Linked DNA regions of Homo sapiens: region 2 is linked to region 1. A link is an interaction called in ENCODE POLR2A ChIA-PET data of the cell type or tissue named here. Cell type or tissue: CD4-positive, alpha-beta T cell. All regions are shown on one strand.

Evidence for each region. ChIA-PET counts read pairs that join two places held together with the same protein. Peaks named below come from ENCODE experiments on the same cell type or tissue, not always from the same donor. Only the 100,000 strongest peaks of a DNase experiment are listed, where the experiment ranks them.
Region 2: POLR2A ChIA-PET joins it to region 1 with 8 read pairs; 2 of 35 experiments call an interaction of 5 or more read pairs at or near these places.

What each region holds. Positions count from the first base shown.
Region 1 is chr7:138,906,172-138,914,171 of GRCh38, reverse strand. KIAA1549 reads left to right here. Exons shown (of 20, transcript NM_001164665.2): 3 at 1,712-1,800; 4 at 2,849-3,026; 5 at 5,051-5,181; 6 at 7,070-7,253. Among named protein-coding and RNA genes, the nearest start is that of KIAA1549, 71 kb to the left of the region's middle. In CD4-positive, alpha-beta T cell, no CTCF peak of the experiment used is centred here; no DNase peak of the experiment used is centred here; H3K27me3 peaks cover 29 bases.
Region 2 is chr7:139,665,419-139,673,418 of GRCh38, reverse strand. The region is part of intron 2 of HIPK2 (homeodomain interacting protein kinase 2); the gene reads left to right. Among named protein-coding and RNA genes, the nearest start is that of HIPK2, 110 kb to the left of the region's middle. RefSeq lists a silencer at 514-663. In CD4-positive, alpha-beta T cell, no CTCF peak of the experiment used is centred here; a DNase peak (open chromatin) is centred at 3,828.

The DNA of each region.
Region 1 (8,000 bases):
TGTCTTTAGCTGTGTGGGGCTGCTTACAATGTGTTCTTCCTGCTTTCCTATTTAGGGATTTTCTGTTTCTGACTTCCCATTCTGCCTCTGTTTCCCCCGAGTTTAGCTCTTGCCTCCCTCCCTCCCTCCCTGCCTTCCTCCCTTCCTTTCTTCCTTCCTTCCTTCTTTCCTTCTCCCTCCTCTCCCTCCCTCCTCCTTTTCTGTCCCCTCCTCCTTCCTGTCTCCCTCCTCCCTCCTGTCTCCCTCTTTCCTCATTTCTCCCTCCCTCTTCATTTCCTTCCTTAAATAAGGCATCTTTCCTTCTTGCCACTCTTCCCCCTTTCCTTCCTCCTCATTTTATCTTTCCCTTTCAGATCTATAGCATAGTCCAACCCACTTGGAGCCTATGTGGGCCATGCGGAGTTGGCTGCTGGTGTGACTCAGCAAGGTGGTTGGGGCTGTGGATTTGTTCCAGTGGTCTCATAAACTAATAAAGGAGCCTCCACTCACCTTTAAAAAAACTTCAGATCACTGATTCCTAGAAAAAAACAATCAAATATAAATTAAACATTTTTGTTTTAAAGAATGAAGAATACAGAGTGATTCTGTCTCTACTTTAAAAAATTAAAATCAGGAAATGGAAAACAATGATAATATCAAGTGTATTCTAATTCTGCATTATGGGAAGTTGATGGAAGAGGAGAGAAAAAATAGGAAAAAGAAGAACACGCTTACTAAATACTGAGAGACAGGCTTACTTATTAGTATAGATTTTTAAATGGAACTTTTAAAATATGAAAACAGTCAAACAGAACTAGGCTTTGGTTATGAGAAATATTTTATTTCCTACATAAAATTTTAATATGTGGGAATTGTGGAATTCGTTTTTCCCCATGATTAGTGGTAAAAACTCTTCACCTTTGCCTTGAAACATTGGGGTAGGAGACCTCATTTTACAGAGGAAGATGTCATCTGGTTTTGTTGAGTAACATCTTAAGGCCTTTAAAAATGTTACTTCTGGCTGGGTGCGGTGGCTCACGTCTATAATCCCAGCACTTTGGGAGGCTGAGGCAGGTGGGTCACAAGGTTAGGAGATCAAGACCATCCTGGCTAACACGGTGAAACCCCATCTCTACTAAAAGTACAAAAAATTAGCCGGGCGTGGTGGCAGGCACCTGTAGTCCCAGCTACTCAGGAGGCTGAGGCAGGAGAATGGTGTGAACCCGGGAGGCGGAGCTTACAGTGAGCCAAGATTGCGCCACTGCACTCCAGCCTGGGCGACAGAGCGGGTCTCAAAAAGAAAAGAAAAGAAAAATGTTCCTTCTGAGAGCTTTTAAAGCCTCATGTTTTGTTGTCAGGGACATAGCCGAGAGACAGCCTGGAATTTGTCCAGGTGAAAATGAGAACTGGAAGCTCCTTGTCCCCTGGCTGGGTCATCACTGCTGATTCCTGATCTAACCTATCTGGGGCAAAGAGGGTTTTCTTAGTGTGTTGAGCTGATGCTATGCAGAGTTGACCTGGTGTCTTCAAGGTCCCCACTGCTGTTCTTCTCCAGGTAGTTAGCAGCAACTAGATCCTTAACCCCTGTTCTGTCTTGGTCTGGCCTTTATTTTACAAAAAGACTTTTGGAACTGCTAACACATTTTGGCACAGTGCTGGGGTCCAGAAGTCTGGTGTGTTTGTTATTCATAATGACATGAAAAGGCATTTGGTGGTTTGCTTTCATTTGCAGTGCTGGCCAGAAGAGCTGTGCAGGAGTACATCATTACAGCAATCAAAGAAGTACTGAGGATTCACTTCAACCGTGCAGTGGAACTGAAGGTGAGTCCTGGTGGCTCAGGAGTGTGATGTCTGGTGAGACTGGGGCTGATGTGAGAGCCCCAGGTTAGAGGCAGGTGATTATGGCCATGGAATCATTCTATTTCATCTCTTCCCTCTTGTCTGTTCCTGGTTAAGTCCTGCTCATCCTCTGGATCTCCATTCCACCGTCACTGCATCGAGGAGGTCTTTCCTGATCCCACATGAGGTCAGGGTTAGTCCTTTAGGGGATGTGTTGGCAGAGTTGGAACAAAGGGCTCTCAGACCAGAGGCAGCAGTCTGGGGTGACAGCCTTCGTGATTTTACTTCCCTTGATTCACATGAAAGGACTTGGATTCGTGTTTAAATTAGACGTTAGAGTGAGTACAGGTGCATCTTTCTGGACATTTGGTAGGATAGAGATGGAGATCCAAATCTTTTAGACTGAATGATCCTAGAAAGCCACAGTCCATCTAGAGCAGAGCCATCCGGAACCAGAACCGCGCCCCACGCATGGCGATACAGCAGTGAAATGGGGCTCGTCCAAACGGAGATGGGCTGTGGGTGGAAAATACATACCAGACTTGAAAAATGCAGTGAAAAAAGGAGGGTAGAATATCTCATTAATAGTGTTTTGTATTGACTTCATGTTGAAATGATATTTTAGATATATTAAATAAAATGTATTTAAAATTAATTTCACCTGTTCTTATGTTTTTTAATGTGGCCACTAGAAATTTTTAAATTGCATATTTATTTTGGACAGTGCTGCTCAATAGGATAAGTACTCTTGTCTATGTGTTTTAAATACAACAAACAGCTTGAATGCCCTATAACTCATTATTCAGTTCATATTTCTGACTGTTCTTTCTTGCTGCTCTTATAATTTTGTGTTGTTTTTGCAAAGGTTGGCAGAGAGTAAAAGCAGTAACTAAAATAAAATTTTGATTATCCGTGATGCACTACCCCTTCATTCAAAACTACCAGTTTTTTTAGTTTATAATTTTTTATTTTTCTGTGTAACACAACTTCCTTTAAGTTTGAATTGTCTTTGTATTTCTTATTTCCCTAGGTTTACGAACTATTTACTGACTTCACTTTTCTGGTAACATCCGGTCCTTTCGTTTACACGGCAATATCCGTCATAAATGTGCTTATAAACAGTAAGCTTGTCCGTGACCAGACTCCTTTAATCCTGTCTGTGAAACCTTCTTTCCTTGTGCCAGAGTCCAGGTTCCAAGTTCAAACAGGTGAGACAGCTCAGCATAGTTGTTTTTATTTGTAAAAAGAATTTCATTTTTTTTTTATCTTTCTAAAATATTGGAAATCATTTTTAGAATTTATTATTATGATGATGATTTTTAGAGACAGGATCTCAGTCTGTTGCCCAGGCTGGAATGCAGTGGTGTGATTATAGCTCACTGTAGCCTTGAACCCCTGAGCTCGAACAATCCTCCTGCCTCAGCCTCCTGAGTAGTTAGGACTAAAAGTGTATACCACCATGCGTGGCTAATTTTTTTTTTAATTTTTTTTTAGGCCAGGTATGGTGGCTCACACCTGTAGTCCCACCAGGTGGGAGCTGAGGCAGAGGAGGTTGGGAGGCTGAGGCAGATGGATCACTTGAGTTCATGAGTTTGAGACCAGCCAGGGCAGCATGATGAAACCCTGTCTCTACAAAAAAAAAAAAAAAAAAAATTAGACCAAGTGCGATGGCTCATGCCTGTAATCTCAGCACTTTGAGAGGCTGAGGCGAGCAGATCACTTGAGCTCTGGAGTTTGAGATGAGCCTGGGCAACATGGCGAAACCTCATCTCTACTAAAAATACAAAAATTAGCCAGATATGGTGGCATACGCCTGTAATCCCAGTGACTTGGGTGGCTGGGGCAGGAGAATCACTTGAACCCAGGAGGTGGAGACTGCAGTGAGACGAGATCGTGCCACTGCACTCCAGCTTGGACAACAGAGTGAGACCCTATCTCAAAAAAAAAAAAAAAAAAGAATTTAAGAAACATTATGTTTTGTAGAGATGGGGTCTTCCTAAGTTGCCCAGACTGGTGTTGAACTCCTGGGCTCAAGCGATCCTCCTGTCTTGGCCTCCCAAAGTGCTGGGATTACGGGTGTGAGCTACCACACCTGACCTTATTATTTAACTTTTAAAAGTGTTTATAATTATGGGAAATTTCAAGCATGTACAAAAGTACGTAGAATAGTTTAACAGACCACTGTGTACTCATATGTCTTCAACCACTTTTCCGTTCCTAGCCAGTCTTGTTATAGCCACACCCCCATCTACTATCTACTTCCCCTCCTCTTGTACTATTTTAAAGTAAATCTCAGGCATCGTATCATCTCGCCCACACATATTTCAGCCTATATAGCCTCTAAAAGATAAAGACTTTAAACATGTATATGAAGTTAACAGTGATTTCTTTTCTTTTCTTTTTTTTGGAGCTGGAGTCTTGCTTTGTTGCTCAGGCTAGAGTGCAATGGCGCGATCTCTGCTCACTGCAACCTTTGCCTCCCGGGCTCAGGCAATTCTCTTGCCTGAGCCTCCTGAGTGGCTGGGATTACAAGCACCCACCACCATGTCCGGCTAATTTTTGTATTTTTAGTAGAGATGGGGTTTCACCATGTTGGCCAGGCTGGTTTCGAACTCCTGATCTCAAATGATCTGCCCGCCTCAGCCTCCCAAAGTGCTGGAATTACAGGCGTGAGCCGCTGTACCTGGCTGTTAACAGTAATTTCTAAATATCATATTTAACTTTTCATTGTGGACATGTTCAAACATTTACAAAAGTAGAGAGAGTACTAAGTCTACATATACCCATGGTTAAGCTTAAAAAAAATTTATCAACATCACCAATTTTGTTTCATCTATCCCCTGTGAACGTTTTTGTGGACACTAGAGTGTTTTCAAGCAATGCCAGGTATCATGTCATTTCACCCATAAATATTCAAGAATTCATCTACAATGAATTTATATATGTTTGAAATGTTTCCATCCATTGTGTCTTTTGATACTCAAATTCTTATCTTAGATATTTTTCATTTTAAAATGATACCAGTCACCGTCACATTGCATGTCTTCATTTACTGCAAAGTTACCTTTTACATTTCCGTGAGAAAATACGTAGAAATGTTACATCACAGTACTTAATCCCATACTATGGATGAATTGGTTGATTTAGATACGATGTTTCTCTCTCTTGATTCCTTAATACTTCAGAAGCACAAACACCTCATTTATGGGACTTTGATTGCTTTTCTTTTCAGTACTTCAGTTTGTGCCTCCGAGTGTGGATACTGGCTTCTGCAACTTCACCCAGCGCATTGAGAAAGGCCTAATGACAGCTCTCTTTGAAGTGAGAAAACACCACCAGGGAACGTATAACCTCACGGTGCAGGTGAGAATATCACTGAATGCAGAGCAGAAGGCTTTAGCCCTTGAAGGGGAAATTGTTCCACATTGTTTAAGATGTGCTTAACTCTTATTCCCTCCAGTGGCGGAAACCCAGTTTATGTGAGTCGGGATTGATCTATTCCTGTGGCGTAAGGTCGGCATAGCGTGCACAGGCTGAGCATCTTTGAGGGTTGCAGAGTAGCTGATACCCAGGGAGCTCAGATATGGTGAGCTGAAGAAACATGACCATATTCAGGAAATTCAAGAATTACCTAGAAAGGAATGGTATCAACCTAAATATCCAATGGGGGAATGCCTACCCATACTGTTGTTTCCATATAGCTACTAAGAACGGGTGTTGTACGTATCATATGGAAACTGCTGATGTTTTTATGTTTCTTTGATTTTTTTCCCTCTACATTCTTTCCTCTCTCTTTCCAAAATGGATGTTAAAATAGATTTTGGTGCTCCTGGATCCACTTTCCATGTTTCTTATTTTTTCCTCATATTTTCCATCTCTTTATTCTCTGTTTTTACAGATTTACTAAATGTCGTCCTCCAAGTCATGAATTTAGTCCTTAGCTGTGTCCATTATGTTATGCAATCCCTCTACTGAATTTTTAAGCTTTTTGTTCATTGTTCTTTGCTCCATTTTCATTGTAGGCTTTCCTGCGATGATGCAGTGTCACCTTAAAAGTCTCTGAGGACGTTAATTAGAATTGTTAAAATGCGTCTTCTGTTTCCTAAGTCATTCCTGTTTTCTCTGCAGTCCTTGCTCTGCATGTTGATCTCGGTGCTTTGCTTTCGTGCTGTTAGTTTCTGTAAATCTGGAGACTGTTGGTTTGTTGTTAGGAATGAAGAACCAAGTTGTTCATTTTAGTAGCTGGCACAGCTTTCCCCTTGAGCTGTGGGGATCTCTTTCTACGTCAGCTCCATCTCCTGGTGGGAAAATTCGTCGGAGCGCTGGGTCTGGGGCAGAATATGTCAGCGTGGGCTTCTCTCTGGGTGCAGTGTGTGGTCAGAGACAAGCAGACAGGGAACACCCTCCTTCCAGCATCTAGATAAAGAGGTTCTTCCTAGGGGATGGGGCACTTTAGTGTGTGTCTCAGGGCAGAGCTAGCTGCGTTTTCATTCATTTTCTTTCCTTCTTCGGTGTGCACAGGAGTTATCTTAGCCTCTGCCCACCTTCTTGGTTAGGGCCCAGACCCACCATAGTCCTCTTAGGCAGGAGTTTGTTTTCCTCAGGAGGCAGTCTTGTTCTGGGTGAGGGCCTGGCTGCTGCTAGCACCTCTGTTGGCCTGGGTGTGGCAGTTAGGAAGGACGGAGGAGGAAGGCAATACACTCAGCTCTTTGGCACAGCCTTGTAATTAATTATACTGATTACCACTGTGTAGCCTGCTCTTGGTCTCATTCCTGCTGATCTCTGCCACAGAGCCCCTCCTGGTCCTCTTGGAGAGCGTGGCCCTTGGCTCTGCTGCAGCCCATGCTTGTGTATGTTTTGGATTCTGGCTTTCTCTGTTCTGGTTTATATCAATCCAATCCCATCCTTTCTTCATCCCCCAGAGGTTTGACGGAATCTCTAGTTTTCTTCCATTCTCAGTGCTGTTGTGGATTTATTCCCCTGTGTTCAGCTTATTGTTATTTCAGTGGCATTTGGGGTGGGAGGAGCTGTACATGTGCTCAGTTCATCACTTAATGTAAGAAACATTTTCCATAAACTGAGCAGTTAAACTCTTACAAAAGGGAACCAGGTTAGAAAGCCAGTTACGTTTCCTTTAAAAACTTTACCTCCTTTAAAAAAATCGGTGAGAGGACCTGTGAGAGAGAAATCATGGTTAAGCTTTCAGCAGAATGTTTTATTATAGAAGCTTATTCTGACTTTATTCTTTCAGATCTTGAATATCACCATCAGTTCCTCAAGGGTGACTCCTCGGCGGGGCCCGGTGAATATCATCTTTGCGGTTAAAAGCACACAGGGATTTTTGAATGGGTCGGAAGTGAGCGAGCTGCTCAGAAACTTGAGTGTGGTGGAGTTCAGTTTCTATCTGGGATACCCAGTGCTGCAGATCGCAGAGCGTGAGTACAGCCCTCTTGGACATGCTGGGGAGGTGATGGCGGGCATTTTTGGTGGAAGACCTCTTCTTAAAATTTTTTTAGTTTTTTAAAAGACTTGATTTTTTAAAAATTATTTTTCCATAAGGCGTTGGGGTACAGGTGGTATTTGGTTGCACGAGTAAGTTATTTAGTGGTGATTTTTGAGATCCTGGTGCACCCATCACCCGAGCAGTATACACTGCTCCACATTTGTAGTCTTTTATCCCTCCTCCCGCCACTCTTCCCCCCAAGTCTCCAAAGTCCATTGTATCATTCTTATGCCTTTGTGTCCTCATAGCTTAGCTCCCACATATCAGTGAGAACATACGATGTTTGGTTTTCCATTCCTGAATTATTTCACTTAGAATAATAGTAAAAGACTTGAGTTTTTTTAGTGAAGTTTTTGGATTCACAGCAGATATGATCGGAGAGTTCACAGATTTCCCATATACCTCCTGCTTCCGCACATTCATAACCTCCATTATCAGCATCCCCCAGCACAGTGGCCCATTTGTTACAGTGATCAACCTGCATTGGTTGATCCTGCATCATTGGTTGAACCTGCATCATCATCCATAGCCCATAGTTTACATTAAGGTTCACCCTGGGTGTCGTGCATTCTGTGGGTTTGAACAAATGTGTAATGACATGCAAATGGCATGGATTCTCCATTTTAGTATCATACAGAGTATTTTCACCTGGACCACTTTTTTCAAATGAAATATCTGA
Region 2 (8,000 bases), 760 kb before region 1:
GTAGCTAAGTGACTTTTTCCCAGACAGGCTGGTCTCCTGTAAGAGAGAGAGAGAACTGACAGATTATGCGAGAGAATGCGGCTCCGCCACCATCAAGGTCAGAAGCCTGCCCCTACTCTCATTATGTGTTGCTAGCCAACACACTCCTTCAGTTTGTTTCCAGCTGATCATCTTTCTGTCTTCTGCATTCCCAGTTCGTAATCTGCACTCTCTTCTCTCTCCACGGGCCCCAGAGCAGATGGGTCACTTCTTTTGGTTTCAAATACAATTTAGTGGCCATCTTCCCTCCCATCTTTTTCATTAAAAAAAAAAAAAAAGTTCTAACCACTGCTTTTCTAATCACCACTGTTCTAGCCACTAGGACTTTCTGTCCTCCACAAATCTATTGCTGTTAAAATATTTGTTTTGATTGTTCCAGGTGGTAAATGTTACCTTATGGGCTTTGTTCCAGCTCGCATTACTTTTTGCAAGGAGGATACTAAGTTCTAAAACATTGAGTCATACCATGACTGAGAATAGTGAAAGTGCAAATTCTTTATTAATACAGAAGTTAAAGATGAGGTAGTCATGTAGAAGACAACCTGCGATGATTAAATAAACTATGATTCTGGTTCAGTGATTCTAATTAATCACCAGAAGTGAATAAAAATGTTACTTGTGGCCAGGCGCGGTGGCTCATGCCTGTAATCCCAGCACTTTGGGAGGCTGAAGCGGGTGGATCACCTGAGGTCAGGAGTTCGAGACCAGCCTGGCCAACATGGCGAAACCCCATCACTACTGAAAATACAAAAAATTAGGCGGGCGTGGTGGCAGCGCCTGTAGCTACTCAGGAGGCTGAGGCAGGAGAATCACCTGAACCCAGGAGGCAGAGGTTGCAGTGAGCCGAGATCGCGCCATTGCACTCCAGCTGGAGCTACAAGAGCGAAACTCCATCTCAAAAAAAAAAGTTACTTGTAATTATTTTTTTTGAAGTCTTCATGTTCTAAGTCAAGACTTAAACTGACCATTTTTTTTACAAATAGTTAATGGTTACTTGGTATGACATATTTAGAACTTACCCAGTAGTTTTTATCATCTTGACTGGTCCTCGCTATGAAAGATATTTTATAATTTCATGCCAACTTACATAAATGTAGCATTTGATTTTCAGGTAACTAAATCACTAGCTAATCAATTCTACTTATCTTCAAGTGTTATGAGGTAGATGTAAATTCCGTGAGGGCAGGGAGTCATCTGTAGGCGAATCATCTGTTTTATTCCCTGCATTATCTTTAGCATCTAAATCAGTGTTCAGCATACACTGTGGTCACTAGATAAATATTGAACAATGAATGAGTAAGCTATAGACATAAACTATAAGAAACTCATAAAAATCTTTTATAAAAATCTAGAATCATATAATGTTAAACTTCAGATGTATCTTTTTAAACCAGAGGTATAAGTAGCAAACAAATGGGAGGAATTAAAAAATTCTTTGCCTTGAATCTGAACTATCACATTCAAGGCTTAGATTTTAGTGATGACCATTTCTCATAAATGCATTAAAGTCACTTCATTAAAACTTGATTCTCAGCCGGGTGCAGTGGCGCACACCTATAATCCCAGCACTTTGGGAGGCCGAGGCAGGCAGATCACCTGAGGTCGTTCGAGACCAGCCTGGCCAACATGGTGAAACCCTGTCTCTACTAAAAATGCAAAAAAATTAGCTGGGGTGGTGGCGTGCGCCTGTAATCCCAGCTACTTGGAAGGATGAGGCAGGAGAATTGCTTGAACCAGGAGACGGAGGTTGCAGTGAGCCGAGATCATGCCATTGCACTCTAGCCTGGGTGGCACAGCGAGAGACTCTGTCAAAAAAAAAAACTTTATTCTCAACTGAAAGTACTACCAATGAGTCTAATCCATTTTGGTACACAGATCAGATAAACAGTTCTTAATCATCTTCAATTTTCTGATCTACATTCAGCAGTGTTTATGGAGACTCATGTAAAGATAGGTGCAGGGCAATTACAATGTTAGAAAAAATGTCACGCTAGAAGTTCTTTTTAAGTAAGTCAGTAAATACAAAGTTCACCAGTGTTGTTTTCTATAAACCTGTCTTTGGTATAATTACTATTTCTTTTAATTATTCTACTTTTTACCTTTAGAATCTTCTATTATTGTTTGACATGCCAATTTCAATTCCCTGAATTCCAGTTGTAATACTTTGTTTTCAAGTATTATAAAAATATCTTAATGTTCTTTCTGTAGCAGATCACTCTTTTGGTTCATTGTTTCCAGTTGTGGAGTTTTAAAGTGTTATTTTTCAAGTTGTAATGAGAACTAGAAGGTATTTAAAATTGGCTTTAAAAACCTATTTTGGGCCGGGTGCGGTGGCTTACACCTGTAATCCCAGCACTTGGGGAGGCTGAGGCGGGCAAATCACTTGAGGCCAGGAGTTGGAGACCAGCCTGGACAACGTGGCAAAACCCTGTCTCTACCAAAAATACAAAAATTAGCCAGGCATGGTGGCGCAGGCCTGTAATCCCCGCCACTAGGGTGGCTGAGGCAGAATTGCTTGAATCTGGAAGGCGGAGAGGGCAGTGAGCTGAGATTGTGCCATTGCACTCCAGCCTGGACAGCAGAGCAAGACTCTGCCTCAAAAAAAAAAAAAAAAAAAAAAGAAAGAAAGAAAGAAAGAAAGAAAGAAAAGAAAAAGAAATAAAACCTATTTTGAATGATTGGGAATGCAAAGGTGGTAGCTACACACCTCCCTTTTTAATAGCTGCAGTCAGCAGGAATCAAATAATTACACCATTTTTTTTTATTTTTCCTTCACTTTTTTTGTTCTTTTTTTTTTTCAAGACAGGGTCTTGCTCTATCACCCAGGCTGGAGTGCAGTGGTGCAATCATGGCTCACTGCAACCTCAGTCTCCTAGGCTCAAGCAATCCTCCTGGAGTAGCTGGGACTACAGGTGTGTGCCATCATGCCCAGCTAATTTTTTTTTTTAACTGATTTTTTGTAGAGATAGGCTCTCGTTATGATGCCCTGGCTGGTCTTGAACTCTTGGCCTCAAATGATCCTCCCTCTTCAGCCTACCACAATGCTGGGGTCACAGGTGTGAGCCACCATCCCCAGCCACAGTTTCCTTAGACATATGAAGAGCTGGGTGGCAATGTCCAGAATCTCAATTCAGAATGCAGATCAGGGGGACTCTTTGAGTCTGGCAACCCCAACCCGCCCGGAAAAACAAACAGCCTTGTAGGACAACAGCCTTTTAGGACTTGAACCTTCTCAGGCCCGCCTCTCAAAACAATATGACTTGAAAATGTTTAGTTTTTCTTGTATTGTCTCACTTGCCAAACCTCCGAAAGCAATTTGAGAGTAATTTCAACCACATCTTTTAGCAGGCCTTGTGAAAAATAAATTTAACAGGTTAATTGTGTGCCGTTTTGATTTGTCTTGGCATCTCAATAAGTAAAAGGTTAAAATCATGGCCACAAAAAGTAAATAAAGCTTGATTATTCCAGTTGAAAATTCATCCATGGGTACTCTAGTGCCTGGCTTTCGTGTTGACCTCATTGCCATATGACCACCATCAATAGCTCTTTATATTTAATTAATTTCCTAAAAAAACCACACTCACACATTTGTAATGTTTGTAATCTTTTTATTCCATGATAATTGATGTAGCCTAGCGTAATTGTAGTTTTTGTGTGTGTGTGAAGTATCTGACATTCTGTGCTTTAGTACGTTTTATTTCATCACTTAATGTGTCCCCCCCACCCGCCCACTGGCTGTGACAGTGTTTTTGCGAATGAAACAGTTCAGTGAGACCTGGGAATTTCCTGTGGCATTTATGTGGTCTCATGCTCATCTCTATTTGCCAGATACCATCCGTGTAAGAACCATGCTCAACAGATACATTTTGGAGAACCAGATGTCTCATTTTGTCATTCACCAATGAGTCTTGAAAGGCTGAATTCAAGAAGACAACTTTTTAAGATCTTTCTCTCTCAGTCTACAAAAGAAAAAACGGGCTTATTACTGTCACCGCTGCCTTTAATTATGTACAGTCACAATACAATTATCTCCCTATTTGGGTGTTATCTCCCCTGCCAGATCACCAATGCCTCAAATTGGGAGAGCACGGCTTCTGTTTATTGTTCATCCTTTGAAATGACTTAAAAGGAAGCTGAGTACACAGTTGACCCCCTAGCCAAGGGGATTGATAGTGGTCTCGGGCTGGGGAGAGGACTCTGTGATTCTTCCCAAAAGGTCACTCCCTATCCAGAATGATAAGTCCTCAGTTTTTAGAATGTAGTTGTTAGGTAAAGGGATTAATCCAGAGAAAGAGATTTTAAGGCTGCATCATTGATTTTATTGTTTTGGATAAGAACGTGGAATTGGCTTTTCTGTAAATTGAGTACATTATATAAGGCACAGGTTAAAGTGATCCTTCCACGTGAATTCTTTCATGGTTATTTGATTATTTTCAGAATATCTTGACATTTGAAAGGCATACAGACAAAAGCCAATCATGTAAATAATTGCATTTCTAAAACAGTCATCAGTCTTCTTTTACTTCACCATTTTTAACCATTTGGATTCAAAGCTGGATTTTATCTCAACTAAATAGAACAGCTAATATCCAATTTAATGTGCAACTGTAACCAGTCAGACCCAGAAATTTTGAATAGCATTTGTAACTTTTAATCACAAAATTAATGGCATTAAACTCTAACAGAATAGATTCCATTTGTTAATTTTTTCTAATCAAACTTCAGATATTTATCCATGCCTCAGGTGAGAAATGTCTCACCAGACACCCAGTTAAATGAAAAGTAAATCATACCTTTTTTTTTTTTTTTGAGACAGAGCCTTGCTCTGTCACCCAGGCTGGAGTGCAGTGGCGCGATCTCACTGGAGCTTGCTCACTGCAAGCTCTGCCTCCCGGGTTCACGCCATTCTCCTGCCTCAGCCTCCCGAGTAGCTGGAACTACAGGCACACACCACCATGCCCAGCTAATTTTTTTGTATTTTTAGTAGAGATGGGGTTTCACCATGTTAGCCAGGATGGTCTTGATCTCCTGACCTCGTGATCCACCCACCTCGGCCTCCCAAAGTGCTGGGATTACAGGTGTGAGCCACTGCACTCGGCCAGTAAATCATACCTTTTTAAAATAGCATTTCACATTAATTATACTTACTTAGTTAACACTGAGGTTATCTATTATTGCATAAGATACCGTTGATTTTAGTTGCATATCATATGCAGGTAACTGCTTGCTTGCTTGCTTTTTTTTTTTTTTTTTGAGATGGAGTTTTGCGCTTGTCACCCAGGCTGGAGTGCAATGGTTTGATCTCGGCTTGCTGCAACCTCCACCTCCTGGGTTCAAGCGATCGCCTGTCTCAGCCTTCCGAGTAGCTGAGATGACAGTGCATGCCATCACACCCGGCTAATTTTTGTATTTTTAGTAGAGACAGGGTTTCATCATATTGGTCAGGCTGGTCTCGAACTCCTGACCTCAGGTGATCCACCCATCTCGGCCTCCCAAAGTGCTGCTGGGATTACAGGTGCGAGCCACCGCTCCCAGCCACAAGTAATTGCTTTCTTTGTTCTTACCTAAAAGATAAGCCAAAGTAAAATAGAATATATTTACTACTTAACACCTATGAAACTAGATTGTTCTAATGTATAAAGGAAATTAACCAATATGTTTTATATATTATACAAATGTACAAATATTTTCCCGAGAATCTGGCAATGTTTCTAAAAAGCAGCTCATTCTTTGTTGTTGTTTTCTGATTATAAAAGCTAGTGAGTCAGTACCACTTCTGAAATGGCAGTCACTACATTAGGATCCTGCAGCAGTGATTCAGCACCAGATTAGTGACACTCTGCAGTGTTACTAGTTGTCACAAAGGGTAGATCAAAAAGTATAAAATTAATTAAAAACTATGTATGTGTACAGTTCTTCTAAAGGTCAGTTTTTCAAATCATATCCCCAGCCATGAATATTTTTATATCCTTTTACCTGATGATCTCATTCCTTAAAATTATAAGTAATTAATTTTTTAAAAGCTATATGTGTATATGTGATTATCCAACTGTTTCTAAAGATTAAATATTAAAAACAACCAAAATCAGCAAATGAGCAGTGACAAAGTTTATAAGATGGAATATTAATAATTGGTGGACTTGATTATAAGTAGAAAGACCAAAACTATGCAAGGGTAACTATAGGCTATCAAGTGACAAAAAGAATGCAAAATTATATGATACTATGATTACAACTATGTATTTAAGGAGTTAAATGAAAATTTATTGTGTTAGAGTTAGAGTGTGGAGTTTTTTTGTTTTGTTTTTTTTTTTTAAGAAGGAGTCTCGCTCTGTTGCCCAGGCTGGAGTGCAGTGGCGCAATCTCGGCTCACTGCAACCTCTGCCCCCCAACAAGGTTCAAGCGATTCTTCTGCCTCAGCCTCCTGAGTAGCTGGGATTACAGGATCCTGCCACTACACCCAGCTAATTTTTGTATAGCAGCAGAGACGGGTTTCGCCATTTTGGCCAGGCTGGTCTAGAACTCCTGACCTCAGGCCGTCTACCTGCCTCGGCCTCCCAAACTGCTAGGATTATAGGTGTGAGCCACTGTACCCAGCCAGAATGTGGATTTTTTAAATTTTGTTTTCTTCATGTTGTTACGAAGTTGTCTAATACATTTCTAACATCTTTTTGTTATATCAGCACTTTATGGAGGACTAGAAGGCATCAGTCCATATCCCCAAAATATGGTGTCTTGTTGTACTGTGGTGCCTCTTAACAAATGATTGTATTCATTTGTGGCCTTCTAAAAGAGTGACTGCTTTTCTGAGAGTCTTTTACCTACTCCCAGAAAGTTATTTACTCTGTGGGACAGTTCATTCTGTTGCATCTTATCTGAGTACTTAAAGCCCCAAGGAAGAAGATGATATTTGCCAGTACATAAACTGACATTTTGGCACCTAATCTTTGACTTTAAGAAGAACCAGAGGACCCTTGATGGTTCCAGTGAGCCCTGGGTCTTCTGTGCTTTCGTGGCGAAGGCCTCTTTCAGAGGACACACCACGGCAGCCCCTGCTCCTCAAGTCTCAGAAGGCCTGAACCCATGGTAGCTGGAAATAATAGCTTGACATTCCTCCCTCATTTTAAACTGTGATTTTTTTTTTAAACACTCTTCTTGACCTTTTCTTTGAAGGAGGAACAAAACAGGGAAAACATTGCTCTTCAGTACACTAGTGAATTATTTTGACAATGGCAGTCTCCCGAAACAGGCTACCATGTCATCCCTACGCTTTTCTCTTGTGTGTCTTTGATTGGGTGTCATTGCCAGTCCTTACAGAAATTGGCTTCTGGCCCCCAATAGTCACTGTCTATCGGCAGGACCTATCACATAATTGCTATCTTGAAAGCACCATCTGGGCAGCTCAGTGTTTAAAAAAAAAAAAAAAAAAGGCAGACCTCCTTATTGACTTGAAAGAGCTTACAGTCTGCTTGTAAACAGAAGACATGAAATGACTGAAGAATGTTCTCAAAGCTCAACATGAACAAGTCACATTACAGACATTTGAACTGAACTGAATGCTGAAGGACCTTGAACAAATGAGCATCTGGGTCAGATTAGCTAGGCAGATGGCACTGGGTGCCCAAATGGAGTGAGCATGCATGGAAGAAAAAGTGAAGGCCCAGGCACTCATTTAGAGGGGAGGAGTTTGGTAATATAATGAGGATAAAGAATGCTTGTAGATTTCTGGTTAGTGAGTAGTAGAATAAAAATTGTGACTAAGCACCATGGGTGGATGGATGGATGGATGGATGGATGGATGGATGGATGGATGGATGGATGTGGCCAGGAGGCTGAAGGCAGTGCTCTATCCAGGAGAGCCAGGTCAGCGCATGCATAGCTAGGGCATAAGCTAAGAAAATGGGGAAGACACAGCAAATTCCTGATACTTTACATAAAAGGAGTTTGTTGGGTTTTATTTT